2 separate regions of the Mus musculus genome follow, and region 1 is linked to region 2. A link is a loop called in an ENCODE intact Hi-C map of the cell type or tissue named here. Cell type or tissue: heart. All regions are shown on one strand.

Region 1 (5,000 bases), 120 kb after region 2:
CCTCCGTGGTAGGTTTGGGATAAATAGACTTGGTCAAGTAAATATTAAGATTCTAAAGCGTGGCCGCAAGAGGAGGGTTGAAAGTTCAAGACCAGGCTGGATTTCAAAGTGAGATCCTGTTTCAAGAAAAACAGAACAACCTCAGCAAAACACAAGACCTAGAGCCTTTCCTCACCAGATACTCTTGAAGTGTCAAGGGAAGGAAAACCATAAAGATGGGTCACATTTCCAAAGATGGAAACCTTAAGTGCTGGGGCAGTCACTAAAAGTGCTGACGTCATTGTTTGTGGAGAACATCACGATACACACAAAGGTCCATCTCTTTCTAACCATCTAAGCAAGAGTCTGCTGGTCATAGTTCTGGGAAAATAGCACATTAGTGGCCTAGGAGCTGTTGTAACGCTTCTATGGACACACAGCCATGTCAGCACCCAGCTCCTGTCTTTGCAGGTCCTGGGCTGTGTGACTTCCTCTTGGACATGTGTTCACCAGCTGCCTATTTATTATTTTTATTGTTTACATTTTATTTTAAATTTAAATTTTTTATTCTTTTGAGAATTGCATATATAAATCCTGTATTTATATAATTTCCAACCCTCCCTGCCACACTCTCCAGCTCCTTCTGTGTTCCCTAAACTTTGTCTCAAAATCATGACCTCTACTTTTTAAATCATTATTTTTAGTTACAAAAAAAAAAAAACAACCTCTGAATTTATTTGGTGTTGTTTATGTGGACTGACCACTTATGGGAATGCTGTCTGTTTTAAAGGCTTCACAGTCTTTCTTTTCCCATTAATTTATTTGTTCACTTTACATTCAGATCACAGTCTAGCATCACACAGCCCCTACCCCCATGCTCTCCTCCCCTTCTCCTCTGAGAAGAGTGGGGAGCAACCCACTGGGTACCAACCCACCCTGGCCCATACAGTCACTGCAGGACTAGGCACATCCTCTCCTACTGAGGCAAGACAAGGCAAGGCGCCACCATCTTATATTTAATGTTCCCTTTCTTCTTTGGTAGATCACGGATCCAGAAAGGCCGCTTTCATTTGGTGTCACCCTGAGAGAATTTAGTCTGTTGGTAATGTTGGCTTATTTCAAACTTCTGTGGAATCTGTAAAGTATTACTATTCTGAAATGAACTGAGTTGACTAAGACACACTGTTGCTTTAAACAGCTTTTGTGTTTCTGAAGAACTCTCTTGCTGCACATTTTCTCCAAGTTTGCCATTTTCAGTAATAATTGATATTTAGTAATATCTTGATTTTTTTAAATGCTTCCACATAACAAATGTTAAAGCATTCAGAAGAAATAGATGCTGTGTCTCTGTAGTGTTCTGAGCTTGTACTTGGTAATATTTTCTAGGATCTCCAGCGAGTAGAGAAAGTGTGTGTGTGTGTGTGTGTGTGCACGCGCGCGCGTGCAGAGAGAGAGGGAGAGGAGAGGAAGAAGGGAAAGAAGAGAGAGAGAGAGGGAGAGAGAGAAGACTGGGATGTGTTAAATTATTTATATTGATTAGATATTTTATAATACATATATTTTCTCTTTAGTCTCTTTTAAGCAATATAGGGTATGTTAGTATAGGCAGAGTGTTTTTTTTTTTTTTTACTCTTCTAAGTAACTAAGCGGTAAGAAACATACTTGGGGACATGAAGTAGCTTTTAACACTCAGTAGCAACCAGAGCCTGAGTTCTTAAGGGTAGAAGAGGGGTCATTGATCTGGAAAATAGCCAAATAGTAGACTTCATAAACAACACCATACTTTTGAGTGTCTACCAAGTAAATAAAAACAAACAAACAAAAAACAAAAAACCTGAGAGCTAGCAGACCACTTCACCTGGTCTGTAAGGCATGCTAGTGCAAGTGGTCTTACTGTGTGTAGTGCAAGTGGTCCTACTGTGTGCTGGTGCCTGCTGTTTTGTTTTCCCGTGTAGCCTTTCCCTTTTACAGCCTGGTGATTTTGCTCAGGTTTTAGAACTCATGCGAGGGAGTGGCTTGCCTTTGTTGTTTGTTTTTACTTTCTTCTTAGCATTTATTAACGCCCTCCCTCATTCTCCCTGTCTTAGTGTGACAAGATCCATAACATGTTGTTATCCCAGGTACTGAGCTGGGCTTCTAGCTAAGCTACACGTACCAGCTGATTCAGAGAGTGTCCCTTTTGTGTTTTGTGAGATTGAGTCTATCTCACGTGTGTGGCTCATTGTCCTGCTTCAGCTGCTGGGCCTCACTGATAAGAAGCTGTCAGGAAGTCTGCTGCCTCTTTTGTATACACACCTTTCTTCCTTTTGTCTTCTCAGTGACAGCCTTGCTTCCACATTAGGTCCCCCGTGTCTACAGGTCTCATTGTCTCCACATTCCTGCGTTCTGTCATCCTCTCTTCCAGATCAGCTTTTCTCTTTCTTTATATCGTCCTATAATCAGTTAAGCACATTTTGTTTTTATTTTTGAGAAAAAGTCTTATTATGTATGTATGGCTGTCTGGAACTCATTAAGTAGACTAGGCTGGCCTTGAACTCATGGAGATCCTCCTGCCTCTGCCTCTTGAGTGCTGGTATTAATGCTAGTCTTAAATATTCTTATCTCTTCCTCACAACAAAACTTAAAAAGGCTCTGTTTAAGTGTCCATCCCCGGCCTGACTCTAACCAGCTCTTCTCCACCCTTTCCTTAGCCAGGCTTGTTGAGAACTGTCTGCTTTCCCTGACTCCCACTTAGTTCCTTCTGACTCTTCAGCTTGTGAAATCTGTCAGGCAGTCCGTCAGCAATGCCCCCTAGTGGATGTTAGTACTTGGCCTTGTCAGCCATGCCACACACATGTTGTGCTGACTTCCACACTCCCTGTGTTTCCATCCTACCTTACAGCAATTTTTAGTTCTCAGGGATGTGTATCTTCTTCACCTGTACATACCAGCTCTCTGTTTTTATTCCTGTCTATGACTTCAGACATATAGTAACCCAACAATAATTTTCTAAATGAAGGAAACTGGTTGAAACAGAGTTCCTTCAAATTTAAATTTCATTGCTTCTTTTTGTTATATGAATATATAAAGAAACAGCAAACTTTACCTGACACTACCTAGGTAAGGTTTAAACTTAAAAAAAAATTATTTTGTAAATGTGTGTGTGTGTGTGTGTGTGTTGGAGAGAGGGGAGGGGGCATCTCTTCACCATAACACACAGTGAAAATCAGACCAACTTGTAGGATTCTGTTTCCCCTTAGACCATGTGGGTCCTGGGGTTGAATTCAAGTTGTTAGATTTGGTGGCAAATGATTTTACCCATTCAGCCATCTGGCTGGACACTTTTCTTTCTAAATTATTTGATTATTACTTACAGATACTAAAGTGTGTATGACACATACTGCTTTGTAAGAGTTGACCTTCTTTTCTTTTTAGACAACTAATGAACACTGGACTCCATGCATTTTAAATGAAGCAGAAAAAATTATATATAAGGTATTATATTTTTCATATACATGGTTCTAGAATTTCTTGGTGGGGATCAATTTTTGTGCTCGTGTGGATAAGATCTTTTAGAACAGAAGTATCTGTTGGTAGGAGAGAACAGCATTGTCAGCATCCAGCCATCGGGGCCAGCTTGGAGAGGTGTCTCATTTCACTCTGCCCCCAAAGTACAATCATTTAGTCATTTCAATGCAAACTTTGCAAAAGTGTTCAGTACATTTTGGGGGTAGATCAAAAGTAACATCTAAGCCTTCAGGAACTTTGGGAAGGCATGGGAGTAAATATAAGCATATTTGATTTCTAGTAAAAGATCCAACTCTTAGGAACTACTTCTGGTCATATAAAATGCTGGTATTTAGAGGAAACGTCACAATCTTTGTATATTATAAAATTAGCAAGTGTCATGCCAGGGAATATTGTATGCACAGTTGGGGGCATCCTGATAATATCTTTTAGTATGGTAATAACTTATTTTTAACATTTTAAAGTTAAAAATTGAGATGTCTTTGGACATTTAATGTATTTATGGAATAAGTTTTGATTGATTCTAAATTTTAGCCAATCAGGATTCGTAGTGATCTGTATACAACCACTTGAGTTTAAGAGTCTGTATTTTAAATAGGCTGTCAATCAATTTGTTAAATAACCTATTTCTGAATTTTAAACTAATACTCGTTGCCTTTGACAGACTTAGGTATTTCATACTGATTGAGAGTTTAACACTCTCCCTCATAAAGCACAAACAAATAAAACATGTTGAGTGTCAGAGGTATTTTAATAGGGTTGACGTGTTCCTTGGCAAAGTTAGCTCATTAGGGAAAATGTGTTTAATATGGGTGACTAAGTGAGCCTAAAATGCCTTGAACTTTAAGGACTTATGTTGCCTTTGTAGTTTGTTAATAAAGATGAGTCAGGCATGGAAGAGTCCGAGATCTGGTTTGGAGCCAGTGTTTGTCGTATGAGACTCTGTGATCACTTATTTGCGCTGCAGTTTAGGTTCATCCATCAAGTGAAGGGTCTGGACACAAGCAACCTCCCAGGTGGTAGGTCATGTAAGACTAGCCAGATGAGGTCGTAGATGCAGAAAGCGTAACTTGTGGTGTGGTTAAGCTGCACACCATGCATACCCGAGCAGGCATGTGCTGTGTTTAACTGCGGGGCTTGTCAGGGCTTGCCGTGGTTCCTCAGCATGCTTGCTCCCCAGCACCTCCACCATTGCAGTCTGTAGCTCTCCCAGCTTCGCTGCCCATAAGGTCCTTCCCACAGCCCTCCTCAGCGCAGCCCCGATAACTGCTGCAGGGAGCTTGGATTTCCTTATCAGGCAAACAGTCTGCTAGATGCTAAATTTTTACTATTTGATAATTGAACGAATGTGAATTTCCTGAAACTGTGTTCCCAGAAACACGTTTAAAAGAATGTTTCTCTTATCGGAACATTCAATCTATATGAAATACCTAAGTCTGTCAAAGGCAACAAGAGTTATTTTAAAATTCAGAAATAGTCTATTTAACAAATTGATTAAGACAGCCAATTTAAAA
Region 2 (5,000 bases):
TGGGTTTCAGATAAGTCACACACAATACCTTAGTTAGGAAGGAAATGATCAGAAATTAGCAAGAAAAGACTCAGCAGCTGTGGCCTAGTTCAGTCTGAATGACCCTACGAAAGGTCTCTTGTGTGCACCTCAGTTTCCCATCAGGCAAACAGAGACATCTGCCTCACTGGTTTATTATGAGAAATCAAATAATGTAGCTGGCTAGTGAGATAGGTGGTTGGAAGCACCTGACAGTCATAAGAACTGGATGGTAGATTACTATCAATGTAACACAATATAACTCATCAAATATTGACTGAGACCTTAGTATTTGCCGAAGATTGTATCCCTGGTGCTGGAATTGAAGGGTGGGGGGGACTGAGTAAGATGGTAGGTTAATGACCTAGACAAGGTAACTGGAATGAAGGCAATTTGGGGCTCTACCACAGGGATTTTATTGGATCATAAATACACTCATAGCGGTGCCTTTGTTCTTCTCATTTCCTCCTCCCATCCAGACTTTTACTATTCATTTATGTTTCTAAAACTCATGACACATAATGGTGTCTCAAGGAACTCTGTGACTTATGTACTAGGAAACTCTATTAGGCAAGAAAAAGCTGCCAATCAAAATTTCCAAAGTATCATGAGAAATATAACAGCGGTCTATAGACTGCTTGGCGGGAGGGAGACGAACTGCAGACAGGGAATTAGGTCATGGAAAGCTTAAAGAAACCACTGGAAAAACCAGACTCCAAAGGATGATTACTGATGCCTGGTCACCCAGAAGGGGGGAGTGGATGGTGGCTGACAACCTGGTGATTTTTTTTTTTTTTTTTTTTTTTTTTTTTACTATTCTAGGGAGCCAGCTTTTCTGATTCCCCTTAGTCCCGAGCTTTGTCTCAGCAAATAGAACCCTTCCTCCTGAAGGAGGTCCCATGTACTTTGCATCATCTACCAATAGATTCCATCCTTAAGCCGAGTATACATCCTTACTCCTTAGCCCCTAGCCAGGAGCACTGGTCAGCAGTCAACAGAACCCATTCCTATCGTAAAGGTCACAGGCGCTTTCCTACTTTGCTAGGGAGTTCCTATGTCACTATGCCTAAAGCTTTGTTCTAAATGTCACCCGGAAACCTTTCTCCAACATTTTACTGTATTTAAAACGTAAGATAAAAATCAACCCTGGGGTCAAACTCTTCCACTTTCAAAGGTGGTGCTGACTCAAGTTTCAGTCTTTTTCTTGCATGGATCTTTCCCCTGCCCCTCTTGAGGCTTGCAGGGTCCCAACAGTTCCTGTCAGGGCTGATGCATACAGAAAGTTAAAAGTCAGCTGTGTCTGGTGGCCTCTGCCGGTATTTCCAGCACTCAGGAAGGACTGCAAGTTCAAAGCCTGCCTGGGTTACACTGAATTCAAGGACAGCCTGGGCACCTTAGCAAGGACCTCTCTCAAAATAACTCAGTAGGTCTGGGGATGTGATTCAGTAGCAGTATTTGTTTGCTGTGTGTGAGTCCTGGGGGTCATTCATAATTTCCCACCCCCTTAGAAGACACAAAACAAAGAAGAGGCATTTCAGCCCCGGGAAGTAGCACATGGCAGACACAGAGCAGATCTCCATACTAAGAGGCTCTCTTTAGCCTTCGTGGAGCTTCCCCAAACCCTCATTTCATCTTTCTTTTATTATTATTATTGTTATTACTTTGGTTTTTTGAGACAGGGTTTCTCTGTATAGCCCTGGCTGTCCTGGAACTCACTTTGTAGACCAGGCTGGCCTTGAACTCAGAAATCCACCTGCCTCTGCCTCCCGAGTGCTGGGATTAAAGGCATGCGCCACCATGCCGGCCTCATTTCATCTTTATCTCAGAAAATAAGAGTGTCTTTGGATTAACTGTAAGGTCCCCCTGTCTATCCCCACCGACCTCCACTTCCCCATCACCCCAACCCCCTGCCTCTGGATAGGTTTGGCTAGGGCAGAAAGAAAAGGGTAATTTTGGAAAATCAAGTATTTTTAGGGATCTGCCCAAAATCTCCCCCCAAGTCATTCATAGGATTTTGCACTTTATTTATTTACCCAAATCACCAGTACTTAGGGCATCAGGTAGCCCAGACCATGGTGATATCAAGGACAGTCCAGCAGAGGGAGACAGAGGCTAACTAAGCTGCTGACCCGGGACTTAGTCAGTATCTACGATTTTTGAATTAAAGTGAATGCAACCACTTTACTCCAACCTTTTAGTCCAGTGTCGAATCCAAGCAGTCTGGATATGTTAAACGTAGGCGGACTAATGCGTTTTCAATTTCGCAAAACGTTCTGCACATAACCCCATCCTAAACGGACATGCCAAGTTTAGTCTGTGCTTGGAAACAGGTATGCATCCTGAAAAATAGAACCCAGGGGAGCTTATGAGTCAGGTGCCCAGTGGAAGGATCGGATTTACTTAGTTGCTAAATTCAACTTCACGTTTCTTCCTCCTTCCTCACCTTCTCTGAGAGGCCACAAACACTTTGAACTACCAAATTCTCTTTCGCATGGTGACAGGATGCCCTTTACTCATCTGTAAATGGCGCTCCAGCAAAGGGACAGCCAATGTAAGTCCCAGAGCCAGCTCCTGCGACACCTATACAGCTAGCAGCTGGAGATTTAGTGGGAAGGGACGGCTGAAAGGCGGGTTCGGTCTGTTACCTCTTCGGATTGGCCTCTTGGAGCCTGGGCGTGACTTCCACTAAGGTATAAGTTTGGAGCGCCACTGTCACAGCTGCAGTGCTGAAGGTGGAGCCCTAGCTGTGAACTACACGTCACCTGCTTCGTTCCTGCGACTAGTCGGACCCAGCGAGACTGAAGAAGAAAAGGTCTGATTTCTATATATTCATGTATATAGTTTGTTACCATGAGGATGCTCCAAAGGTTGATTCGTGCTGACCCGGAGCCCTAGATTTGTGGGTACTTCCAGAGGGTCAAAGAAGGGATCCACTGGACTTCAGGAGCCCAAATTCAACAGTTTTTCTCTGTGTTGCAGACGCTCGTGTATCCGCCACGCTCGGGCATAAGCTAGAAGGATGAAGCTTCTCGGTCGACTTCGCTCCTCCACTCCTGAGCCTGCCTTCTCCAACGTGCTCACCCCGGGCCGCATCCCAGAGTTCTGCATCCCCCCGCGGCTGCAGGTCCCCGGCGCTCTCGAATCACCGCTTCCCGCTGCCGCACTGCCTTGGCGCTGCGCGGCCGAACCGGACCTGTGGCCGCGCATCCCTGACGACCGCGAAGACAGTGACGAAGACTGCGCGGGTCGCACCGACTGGGACCCGCGCTCCCAGGCTGCGCTCTCGCTGCCGCACCTGCCCCGCGCGCGCACCGTTTACGGCTTCTGCGCGCTGCTCGAGAGCCCGCACACGCGCCGGAAGGAGTCGCTCTTCCTCGGCCACCCCGGCACCCCCAGGCTGGGACTTTGCCACCGTGCGCACACCTACGCGAGTCCGCGCCGAGCATCGGACTCTGAGCTCGGCGCCCCGCGCGACCTGGACAAAACCCCACCAGCCGCTCCAGTGCCCCGTATGCGCCGCCTCCTCCGCGCCCCCGATGGTCTGTTGAGCCGCGCGCTGCGGGCTCCCCGCGGCCGGGCCAGCGCGCGCCCCGCGCCCCGCGGCGACGAGCACGAGCGCGCCGCTTCCTGCGCGCCCCCGGTCCCCAGCAGCCCGGATCCCGAGCGCCTGCAAGCTGAAGCCAGCGTGGCTCTGGGCCGCGGGGGTTGCACGCTGCGCCTGGCGGCCGAGTACTGTCCGCGCAGCGCCTGCCTCCGCCTCCGCCTGCTGCGCGCTGAGGGCCCGGCCGCCGCGCTGGAGCCCCGCGCCCTGGGCTGCCGCCTCAGCCTGGTGCTGAGGCCGTCGGGCCAGCAGCGCGCCAGTGTGGTCCGCCGCAGCCGCAAGGCCGCCCTGGACCAGGACTGCTGCTTCGATCGGCTCCCGGAGGAGCAGCTGCGCCGCCTGGCCGTGCGCATCAAGGCGGAGAGCAAGGGCCGCGGGCTGGAGCGCGGACGACCGCTGGGCCAGGGCGAGCTGCTGCTGGGCTCTCTGCTACTGCTATGAGCGCGGCTTCCCTGGTGCTCTGGACATTTAAGGTTGAGTCGCCTTGAGATGCACAGAGACTCTTGGCCCTCAGATACTCAAGGCCTCTTGACAGTGGCTTATCCCCGGGACACACACAACAGCCTTTTGGCTCTGGTGCACTTTCCCTTTTGTACAAAATAAAAGTTATTTATTTTTCTATCTATAATCTTGCAGCATTGATGTTTTTTCACTTTTCTGATCGCTTTTTGGAAGCAAAAGGAAAAGTAATGCCCCCCCCCCCGTCTATTTACAGTATCTGCTCCTTTTCCAGACCATTTTAATAGTAAAAAGGGAAAACCAACAACGTAAAGAACGTATTTACCCCAGAGTGGAAGAATAAGAACAGAAGCACACTCACATGCTTGCTTTTCCCCACTGGAAGGAAGGTTCATTCACTGGTGAAGTGCTTGCCATGCAGGCGAGATGTACTGAATCCTGTCCTGGTAAACCTATCTTTAAAAAGCTGAGGCCGGTGATACACAATTGTAAGCGCAAGGCTGGAGAGGGATAGACAAGCAGCTACATCCTTGGTGTTTGATAACTCTCCAGTCTAGCCTTATTGGTGACCAATGGGAGACCCTGTCCCAAAGAATAAGGTGGATGACAATTGAACAACATCAGAGGTTGTAACTTGACCTCTGAGGGCAATTGTGCACACACGATATTGTGATAATGTTTTCAACATCATTCCAGACAGATCTATTACAATGTTTTTACAGAGTTAGGTGGTGTAATTTCCACTCTCCCTTCAATGCACATATAATGCACATAGAACTCTCTTCTAGTACAATGGCGTTGGTGAAGAGAATCCCCTCTGAGAAGAAATAGAACCCTTTTGAAAGAGAATTCTTCATATATTGTGCGAGCAGAGGTAAAGGAAGAAAATAGGAGTTCAAGGTGATGGTGGGGGTGGGCATTC

The links. Peaks named below come from ENCODE experiments on the same cell type or tissue, not always from the same donor. Only the 100,000 strongest peaks of a DNase experiment are listed, where the experiment ranks them.
Region 1: it touches region 2 in a loop (9-fold over the local background); 9 of 42 quality-filtered maps call a loop at or near these places.

The regions. Positions count from the first base shown.
Region 1 is chr9:67,872,834-67,877,833 of GRCm38, forward strand. It overlaps Vps13c (vacuolar protein sorting 13C), which reads left to right. Exons shown (of 85, transcript NM_177184.4): 9 at 1,022-1,081; 10 at 3,394-3,453. Among named protein-coding and RNA genes, the nearest start is that of Vps13c, 35 kb to the left of the region's middle. In heart, a CTCF peak has its summit at 2,786 (motif pointing left); no DNase peak of the experiment used is centred here; H3K27ac peaks cover 1,413 bases.
Region 2 is chr9:67,756,687-67,761,686 of GRCm38, forward strand. It overlaps C2cd4b (C2 calcium-dependent domain containing 4B), which reads left to right and starts at 2,751. Exons shown (of 2, transcript NM_001081314.2): 1 at 2,751-2,830; 2 at 2,998-4,247. The coding sequence starts at 3,038. The coding sequence ends at 4,060. M5C1000I18Rik (RIKEN cDNA M5C1000I18 gene) reads right to left here and starts at 3,544. Exons shown (of 2, transcript NR_153961.1): 1 at 2,462-3,544; 2 at 2,027-2,357. In heart, a CTCF peak has its summit at 2,112 (motif pointing right); DNase peaks (open chromatin) are centred at 2,685 and 3,625; H3K4me3 peaks cover 2,388 bases; H3K27ac peaks cover 1,373 bases; H3K27me3 peaks cover 2,129 bases.